Linked DNA regions of Homo sapiens: region 2 is linked to region 1. A link is a contact called in ENCODE Hi-C or POLR2A ChIA-PET data. All regions are on one chromosome and are shown on one strand. Each heading gives the region's core, a stretch centred on a gene start or an enhancer-like site at or near the end of the contact. The rest is flanking DNA. Distances are from core to core; before and after follow the strand shown. Region 1 holds the start of UHRF1 (ubiquitin like with PHD and ring finger domains 1). Region 2 has its middle 15 kb from the start of CERS4.

Evidence for each region. A loop is a pair of places that touch in the nucleus more often than their neighbours do. ChIA-PET counts read pairs that join two places held with the same protein, here RNA polymerase II (POLR2A).
Region 2: a loop to region 1 is called in a map of B cell, with 13 times the contacts of the local background. The contact joins the enhancer-like site here to the promoter of UHRF1 in region 1. A Hi-C loop is called at or near these places in 1 of 168 maps with a recorded cell type or tissue (B cell). POLR2A ChIA-PET finds 5 or more read pairs at or near these places in 1 of 52 experiments (B cell).

Annotation. Positions count from the first base shown.
Region 1 is chr19:4,907,743-4,912,279 of GRCh38, forward strand. It overlaps UHRF1 (ubiquitin like with PHD and ring finger domains 1), which reads left to right and starts at 1,759. Exons shown (of 17, transcript NM_001048201.3): 1 at 1,759-1,913; 2 at 3,134-3,296. The coding sequence starts at 3,144. It also overlaps a transcript of ARRDC5 not described here. RefSeq lists an enhancer at 792-1,698 and silencers at 1,518-1,597, 2,098-2,617.
Region 2 is chr19:8,191,772-8,196,887 of GRCh38, forward strand. No RefSeq gene overlaps it. Among named protein-coding and RNA genes, the nearest start is that of CERS4, 15 kb to the right of the region's middle. RefSeq lists enhancers at 2,085-2,174, 2,465-2,584, 3,025-3,074, 3,449-4,302, 3,685-3,784 and 1 more. Within about 2 kb of position 2,865, at least 16 of the 41 ENCODE cell types and tissues checked have a DNase peak (open chromatin) inside an H3K27ac peak, as active enhancers do; they include B cell, where a contact is called at or near this core.

The DNA of each region.
Region 1 (4,537 bases), core at 509-3,008:
GCTTTTGTTGCCCAGGCTGGAGTGCAATGGCGCGATCTTGGCTCACCACAACCTCTGCCTCCTGGGTTCAAGCGATTCTCCTGCCTCAGCCTCCCGAGTAGCTGGGATTACAGACATGTGCCACCACGCCAGGCTAATTTTGTGTTTTTAGTAGAAACGGGGTTTCTCCATGTTAGTCAGGCTGGTCTCGAACTCCTGACCTCAGGTGATCTGCCTGCCTCGGCCTCCCAAAGTGCTGGGATTACAGGTGTGAGCCAACGCGCCCGGCCCTTGGCCTGATCATTGTAAAGCCTGCTTCCACTTTCCCATCTCCTTTGACTTTGACCTTTTGTATCCCTTTTTCACTTATTAGGACCTTTTAAGGACATTGTGCCCACCTGGATCACCCAGGAGACGCTCCCCAACTCAAAATCATTAACTGAATCACACCTGCAAAGTTGCAAAGTCCTTTTAGCTGTGTAAGGCACTGTATTCACAGATCCTGGGGGCGAGGACGTGGGGGTCTAGAGACGCATATCTTCGGGGGCCATGATCTGTCTCCTATATTAGGGACATAGCAGAAGTCCCACTGACCAGATAGAGGAGACTTAATAGAGTGACGAAGAAACTGTAAAAAGCTAAGTGGGAACTCAACATTTTTCTGCTCACAGCTCTCAAGGGAAAGACCAAAGTCCTCCCCGGTGGCCTTCAAGGTATTATATATCACCCCTCTGACCTCAACTCCCCCTCCCCTTTGCTCAGTGGGCCCCAACCACACCAGCCCCTTCCTGCTCCCTGGACACCTCTAAGCCTTTTCCGGCCTCTGGGTTTGACTTTCCCTCCTAGACCCATCTGTCCTTGGAGTCTCATCTCCGATTCCAGCTCAAATGTCATCTTCTCTGAGAGGCCCACCGCAGTGGCCCCAGTGAGAGAGTATCCTCTCTCCCCGCCTCCCACCACATGGCTGCTGGTCACTCTCCTATAAGGAATCATCTGAAATTATCTGCTTTAGTTATTCATTTCTTGCCTGTCTCCCCCAGATAGGAATTTTCCCTCCCTGAGACCACCAACTGGGTCTGCCATGTACACCGCTGGGTTCTGCAGCTCTGAGCAACCTGTCCGGCTGCTTTGTAGGTGCCCAGCACAGGTCACTCCTGTGCCCGCCAGGACTGGTCAGAGTGGAACAGACAGGGCGGAGGGGGCAGGGCAGCCCTGCCCGCCTGGACAGCCTGGAGAAGGCGGGAAAACGAGGCGGGAAAAGACAGCAAACAAGCCCTGCGGGTGGGTAGAGTGGGGAGCCCTGGCAGGCCCTGACGCCAGGCAGTGGGGCTTGGGGCGATCGGGCGAGCCATCAGGGTGCAGGTGGTCTCCTAGGGGCCCCCCACATTCCCTCGCAGTATTTACACATTGATTCCGGCCTTCTTAGACCTACTGGTCAATGCGTGCGAGTGGGGGGCTGCGAACGGACTTGGACTTAAGAGTTCAGGGGGTCTGTACCCTGGGGGTCCCCAAGGCTCCTGGGGTGTCCACGTGCGGGGGGTGACCAGGCCCTGCCACGCAGCCCCTTTGCACGCTGGGCGCGCCCAGCAGAGCGCGCAGGGCTGGGCGGAGCCGTGGCCCACTAGGCGGAGGCGCCGTGGACAGAGGCGGGGGCGCCCCCCACCCTCTTTCTCGCTTCCCGCCACTGCGTCGGCCAATCAGGAGGCAGGCGCCCGCCCCCGGCACGGCCTCCTGCGGCCCCGCAACTCCCAAATGCCGAGTTTTCGCGGGAAAAAAATCAGAGCAGCTGGCAGCGCGGCGGGCAGCGTTTGCCGAGCGGGCGCTCCGGGTCGCACGCAAGTCCGCGCGGGGTCCGGGCCACGCACGCGGTTTCATCGCCATCCCCAGCCGGGCCACGCGCGCAGGCAGACAAGCTGTTCGCGGCGACCGGAGAGGTGAGCGGGCGGGCCGGGTCGGGGTGCCAGCCCGGGCCGGGCGCACGGGGCTCGGGAACTTTGCAAAACTTTCCCGCGCGGCCAGCCCGGGCGCACGCATGTCCCGCACTCTGTCCCGGGATCCAGGGCCTCCCCTTCCACCTAACCCTCGGGAATCGTTCCCCGGCACACATCCGGCTGGAGCCGGGACCAGCGCTGCGTCCCCGGAGCCCGGCGGGGGGTCGAGCGCGCCGGGTGGGGGAGGGCCTGGCGAGCCGCCGGGGAGGATGTCAGGCTCCGCGCCTGCGCGCGGGGCGCCCCGCGATTCAATTGTCGCGCCCGAGCCCGATTTCGCGCGCCCTGAGTTCCCCGGGAGCATCTGGGCCAATGGGGAGCGAGCGGGGCGGGGCGGCCGGGTGCTGCGGAGCCAATAAGAGGCGGCTCAAGTGAAGGGGGGCGGGACTTGACGAGCGGGGGCCCCCTCTGTAGTCCCGGCGGCGGGGGTGGGCGTGGGCTCGCTGGCGCGACCCGCGCGGGCCAGTGGGAGTGCGGGAGGGACGCCGAGGGTCCAGGGTTTGGAGGGGCGCGAGCTGCCGGGGGTTGGAGGTCGAGGTGAGTCGCGGGGCGCGCGCGCTCGCGGGTGGCCGGGACGGGGCGGCCGGTTACCATGGCCACCGCGGGGCGGGCCCGGTCGCGCACGCGCGCGGGGGGGGCCGGCAAGGAGGGGGGGCGTGGGCACCGAGGGGTCCCGGGGTCCGCGGATCTCGGGTGGGGTTTTTCCCTCTCAGTGGCACTTGGTTGAGTTCCCCCGGGACTTCTGAAGTTCCGGCCCGCGCTGGACTTCTGGGATTCCCTCTTCCGTAAATAGGAATCCGAGGAATGAATGAATCAATGAATGAATGAATAAACGAACCAACTCGGCCACTTGGCCCGGGCCTCCTTTCTCCTCTGGTCGTGGGGAAGGAGGGATGGGTTGGACCTTCTGCTTTTCTTTCAATTCCCTCTTTTCATTCTCCTTCCTCCTCAATCTTCAACACTTGGCTAGTCGTTAATGCCTTAAGTGCTTAATTTGTTGTGTCTGGTCCTGGCCAGGGTCTGGCTGTACAGGAGGACTGGAAGGGCATCCTGGGAGTTTCCTGGTGTCCACAGGCCGGACAAAAGCAACCCCGACTCCTTAGAGCATGGCATGGCTCAGAGGTGCTGGTAAAACTGATGGGGGTTTTTGCTGTCCCTCCCCTCAGCGCCGACACCATGTGGATCCAGGTTCGGACCATGGACGGGAGGCAGACCCACACGGTGGACTCGCTGTCCAGGCTGACCAAGGTGGAGGAGCTGAGGCGGAAGATCCAGGAGCTGTTCCACGTGGAGCCAGGCCTGCAGAGGCTGTTCTACAGGGGCAAACAGGTACACCCGCCGCCAGCACCTTTGTTCTATGCCTGGTCCAGGCCTCGCGCCTCTGCAGCCACCAGCCGATACTTTCTCCCTCCCACCTCCCCCCCCAACAACCTCGTCCGGTCCCACTTCATCTCTCCCGGAAGGAGAAGTCCACAGAAACCTCAAATGCCTGCGAGAGGAAGGAACAAAGGGAGGACTCACAGATTGACACGCTGGGCTGGCGGCTGGCCCTCGAATCTATAGGGTCTGGGCTTTTAAACTTCTTTTTTCAAAGCTCCGCCTCAAAATAATGGCTAGAGAAAGAAGTTTTGGAGGTGGCCGATGGAAGGCTGAGGAATTTTCGAGAAAGGGCCCAGGACCATCTGGTAGCTAGGACGGAGGGGACCAGGTTTTCTTTTTTAAACATCCACCACCAATTGCTCTCAGCCTGTACCGGTTAAGCATCAGACCCTGCGAGTGTTTGTTTCTAAAAATTTGGATTAGCTTATTCAGAGTCTGGAGATGGCGCTTGCTAATCAGGAATTTCCGCCACCCTGAGCCTGCTGTGCTGCGGCTGCTGCTGACCTGGGGCGTGTGGTCCCCGAGGGGTCCACCGACCCTCGTCTCTTTCTCTGTTCTGTCTCCAGCCCCTCGTTGCATTTAAAATGTCCCCCTTTGATTTCATAGCTGCCACGTTTGGGGCGCTCCCTCCATTGGCACCTGGGGGTGGAGGTGCTACTTTGGTTGGTGTTTTTGTGGGGGACTGTGGGACCTACTGGGAGTGGGGTTTCCCGGCAGGATGAGACAGTGTGATCGAAGGTGTAGGTCCCATCTGCTGGAGTTGGTTGGACCGTGGGGACGGGCGTAGACTACTGGAACTGGATTAAAAGTCGTCAGTTGAGCTGCGTGTACCCCACTGTGTTGTTGTTGGATTTTGAACCGGGTACTGCTGCCATCTGGTGTCTAGGTTGGAAAATAAACACTGCGCCCGGCCAGGGGTTTTTGGGGGCTGGGAGGATCATGCCTGCTCACTCCAGATGAGACCTGATGATTAATTTCTCTGGCTTGCATGCCATAGGAGACCTTCATTAGCCCTCTTCCCGTAAGAGACGTGATGACTTGAGTCTTAAGAATCTGAGTTAACCCGCCCTGCCCCGGGAGGAGGCGATCTGGAGAACTTGGGGAGTTGACGGTGCAAGCCGCGTGTGTGCAGAGAAGAGGCAGGGCCGGGCTCGACAGAGGAGCTCCGCCTGGCGCTCTCTTCCTCCCTC
Region 2 (5,116 bases), core at 1,615-4,114, 3.3 Mb after region 1:
AGCTGGAGGCTGCAGTGAGCTACAATGGTAACACTGCACTCCAGACTGGACAAAGACAAATACACCCTGTCTCAAGAAAAAGAAAGAAGAGAGAGAGAGAAAGAAGAAGAGGAAGAGGAAGAGGAAGAAGAAGAAGAGGAAGAGGAAGAAGAAGAAGAAGAGGAAGAGGAAGAAGAAGAGGAAGAGGAAGCAGAAGGAGGAGGAGGAGAAGGAGGGGAGGGAGGGAAGGAAGGAAGGAAGGGAGGGAGGGAGGAAGGAAGGACCCACACAGTGGCTCACACCTGTAATCCCAGCACTTTGGGAGGCCAAGGTGGGAGGACCACCTGAGGTCAGGAGTTTGAGACCAGCCTGGCCAACATAGTGAAACCCCATCTCTAGTAACAATACAAAAATTAGCCTGGCATGGTTGTGCATGCCTTCAGTCCCAGCTACTTGGGAGGCTGAGGCAGGAGAATTGCTCGAACCCAGAAGGTGGAGTTTGCCCTGAGCCACGATCGTGCCACAGCACTCCAGCCTGGGCAACACAGCGAGACTGAGTCTCAAATAAAAAACAAAAAAAGAGAAAAGAAAATAAAGCAACCAGGGGAATTCCTGGGGCACACAACTAAGACTATGTTCCTTCCTGCTCTAAACTCTCCCATGGCTCCCTATTACCCCCAAGATTAGATCAAAGTCTTTATTGAGACTCCCAAGGACTTTCTCTACTTCAGCTCTGGTTGTCTTGCAGCCTGATCTCTACCTGCTCTTGCTGCTTCTCACATCATTAACCTTGGGCCCTGAAGGTGCAGCTTCCAACTTCTGGGCCTTTGCACCTGCAGTCAGCTTTGCATAATTGCCTGACTGCCCCTGGCACATTCTTGTTCTTTGAGATTCAGCTTGAATGCCTCTGCTCTGGGAAGCATCCCTCTCCTTCAGACCCTCCCTCCCACCCCTACCCGGATCTAGGGGCCCAGGAGGCTTTGGGCTGGGAAGATTAAGAAGACGATGATGAATAAGTTGGTTCTAGCAGTTCCTTCCTTCCTTCCTTTTTCCTTCGTTCTTTCTTTCTTTCTTTTTCTTCTTTCTTTCTTTCATTTTTCTTTTCCATTAAGCATTTAACCCCCTTGTACACAATTCACTCTTTTTAAAGAAAAAAACTGAGGCCGGGCACAGTGGCTCATGCCTGTACTCCCAGCACTTTGGGAGGCCGAGGTGGGTGAATCACAAGGTGAGGAGTTCAAGACCAGCCTGGCCAACATAGTGAAACCCCATCTCTACTAATAATACAAAAATTAGCCGGGCGTGGTGGCTTGTGCCTGTAGTCCCAGCTACTCGTGAGCCTGAGGCAGGAGAATCGCTTGAACCTGTGAGGCGGAGGTTGCAGCAAGCTGAGATCACGCCACTGTACACTAGCCTGGGCGACAGTGTGAGACCCAGTCTCAAAAAAAAAAAAAAGAAAGAAAAGAAAAAATTGAAATGTAAGGCTGTGTAAGATTTGTTTTGAAACTACACAGTGTCTTTTTTTTTTTTTGTACAGTTAATGCACTACTGAATGTGTCTTTAGATAGCCCTGTCCTGGTGGTATTTTCAACAGCCACTAACCTTGCCTGGTATAATATGGGGGTTGTAAATTGCAATGGAAATTTAAAGCAGGTTCTTGTTGGTGCACAGCACAAATTGGTTATATATGGGGATAGTAGGTTTTTTGGGTTTTTCGTTTTTTTTTTTTTTTTTTTAAGACTGAGTCTCGCTCTGTTGCCCAGGCTGGAGTGCAGTGGCATGATCTCAGCTCACTGCAGTCTCTGCCTCCCAGGTTCAAGCGATTCTCCTGCCTCAGCATCCTGAGTAGCTGGGATTACAGGCACCCGCCACCAAGCCCAGCTAATTTTTGTATTTTTGGTAGAGATGGGGTTTTCTCATGTTGGCCAGGCTAGTCTCAAACTCCTGACCTCAGGTGATCCGCCCACCTTGGCCTCCCAAAGTGCTGGGATTACAGGCACGAGCCTCCGTGCCTGGCCTAGGTTTCTTTTCTTTCTTTTTTCTTTTTTTTTTTTTTGTAGTCAGTGCACACATATCACACATACACTGGGGTTTTACAAAATAAGAGACAAAGCTCTGAGTCAAATGCAAAAGTTTAGATGCTCACTCCATGGTCCTTTCCTCCAGGGAAGTCCCCACTCCCTGAGCCACCCCAGGGGACTCCTGGGCTGGAAAGAACTGAGAAACCCCAGGCCTCTTGCTCCTCCAGAGTTGCAGGGGGACAAGGCAGAAACCCCAAAGGTCCCGAGACCCTGAGCTTGGACACTGCCCCTCTTTTCCTGCAGCCTCTTCCTGTGTCCCCAGCCCTGCACTCCCATCCCCTCCCCCAACTCTGCTGGCCCAGCCCTGGCCTCCCTCCCGCACTCATTTCCGGAGGATGCCCCAGCCTGTTGCAGACATGGGGGAAGTCCAGCCTAGTTGGGGATGTCACAAGGGGGTGGGGTTAGGGCTATTTCTTTTATTTTTTATTTTTTTATTTTTTTATTTTTTTTGAGATGGAGTCTCGCTCTGTCACCCAGGCTGGAGTGCAGTGGCACCATCTCGGCTCACTGCAACCTCTGCTTCCCGGGTTCAAGCAATTATCCTGCCTTAACCTCCCGAGTAGCTGGGATTACAGGCACACGCCGCCACGCCCGGCTAATTTTTTGTATTTTAGTAGAGATAGGGTTTCACCGTGTTGCCCAGGCTGGTATCGAACTCCTGAACTCAGGCAATCTGCCCACCTCAGCCTCCCAAAGTGCTAAGATTACAGGCATGAGCCACCGTGCCCAGTCAGGGCTGTCTTATGTCTAGTTCATACTCTAAATGTTCAGACTTGACATGCCCCAGCCTATCTCCAGCCACCCTCCTCCACCGCCCAGCCCGGCAGCCCACATCCTCACTGACACGGATATCAGGCAGGCTTCCTTCAAGACCGCTGTTTTTGCCCGTTCTCAACTAGAGCCCATAGCCTTGCTCAGACACACAGGCTTGGAAGGCCACTAACTCACTGCCAGACCTTGGGCAAGTCGCTCCACCTCCCTGATCCTGCCCTTCTGCATCTAAAAAGTGAAGTATTAAAGGAAAATGCATCTGTCTGCACGAAAGCAGAAACACAGCTCCTAGGTTCTGGTTCCAGCGGCTCACAGGCTGTGTGACTTTGGGCCAGTGTCCTAACCTCTCTGGGCTTCGGTTTCCTCACCTGTCAAAGAGGAATTAAGAGGACCCACCTCACAAGGCTGTTGCAGGATCAGATGAGTTCATTTCAAATAGTGTCTGCAGCCTGAGCAACTTAGTGGGACCCCATCTCTAACAAAATTTAAAATGTGGCATGAACCTGTAGTCCCAGCTACTTGGGAGGCTGAAGATGGCTTGAGCCTGAGAGCTGGAGGTTGCAGTGAGCTATGATTATGCCACTGTACTCCAGCCTGGGCAACAGAGTGAGACCCTGTCTTTTTTTTTTTTTTTTTTTTTTTTGTGACAGAGTCTCACTCTATCGCCCAGGCTGGAGTACAGTGGCATGAGAGATGAAACACACCCCAACCAGGTGTCTGCCTTGCAGCTGGGACTAGCTTCTCCCCATACTTCCTCCTGTCTTTACCCAAGGGGCCTTCAACTACCGTGCACCTCCCTTCTGAGCAGACACCAAGGACATCCTGTCTCCAGCCCAGACACACACTCTGAGCTTCCTCTATGTGCACCTCCCACAGCCCCCTGGAGATCTGCACCTTCTAACATCCAATGCCACATCTTCCCTCCAGATCTGCTTTCACCCTGTGCTCCCTGCCCAGAGATGGGCACCGAGCCAGGCCCGCCTGCCCAGCATAGTCCAGGCCTGGGGGGTAGACCTTCCCATCCTCTGCCTCCCCCTCCTCCCTTCCCTGGGTCCCCCAGACTCCAGACACCCTCATCTCGGAACCGGACTCTGTTTTGCTCCGTTCTCTCCACTCACCTCCCACCCTGCAGCCCTGGTCACTCTATTTTTTTTTTTTTTGAGACGGATTCTCGCTCTGTCACCCAGGCTGGAGTGCAGTGGCGCGATCTTGGCTCACTGCAAGCTCCGCCTCCCGGGTTCACACCATTCTCCTGCCTTAGCCTCCGGAGTAGCTGGGACTACAGGTGCCCACCACCACGCCTGGCTAATTTTTTGTATTTTTCCTAGAGACGGGGTGTCACCGTGTTAGCTAGGATGGTCTCGATCTCCTGACCTCGTGATCCACCCGCCTCAGCCTCCCAAAGTGCTGGGATTATAGGCATGAGCCACCACGCCTGGCTTAATTTTTATTTTTATTTTTTTGAGATGGAGTTTTGCTCTTGTTGCCCAGGCTGGACTGCAGTGGTGCGATCTCGGCTCACTGCAGTCTCCACCTCCCAGGTTCAACCAATTCTCTTGCCTCAGCCTCCCGAGTAGCTGGGATTACAGGAACCCTCCACCATGCCTGGCTAATTTTTGTATTTTTAGTAGAGAGGAGGTTTCACCATGTTGGCCAGGCTAGTCTCGAACTCCTGACCTCAAGTGATCTGCCTGCCTCGGCCTCCCAAAGTGTTGGGATTACAGGCATGAGCCACTGCACCTGGCCTTGTTGTTTTTTTGAGACAGGGTCACCCATGCTGGAATGCAGTGGTACCATCATAGCCCACTGCATCCTAGAACTGTGCTCAATCGATCCTCCCACTTCAGCCTCCCAAGTAGCTGGGGCCGAAAGCACGTGCCGCCAGGTCTGGTTTTGTTTGTTTGTTTTTGTAGAGATGGGGTCTCTATGTTGCCCAGGCTGGTCTCAAACTCCTGCCCTTAAGCAATCCTCCCACATTGGCTTCCCAAAGCATGGGAATTACAGGCATGAGCCACACTACACCGGCCCAACTTTTGTTTCAGTGGAGCCCCTTCTCTCCTCCACAGCTCCTCTTCACACTCACCCACCCCCTCAGCTGAGGGACACTTCCTCTTTGGGATCCTACTCATGCCTCGAACATCCTGTTCTCACCCACACCTCCCCATCAAACGCCCCCAGTACTGACCTGGATTGACCAAGGAGCCTGTTCATTAGCTTTGGCTCACTGATCCCAGAAAAGAAGCCCCCTCTAATTAAACACGCACGAAAACCCCAGAACAGAGGCA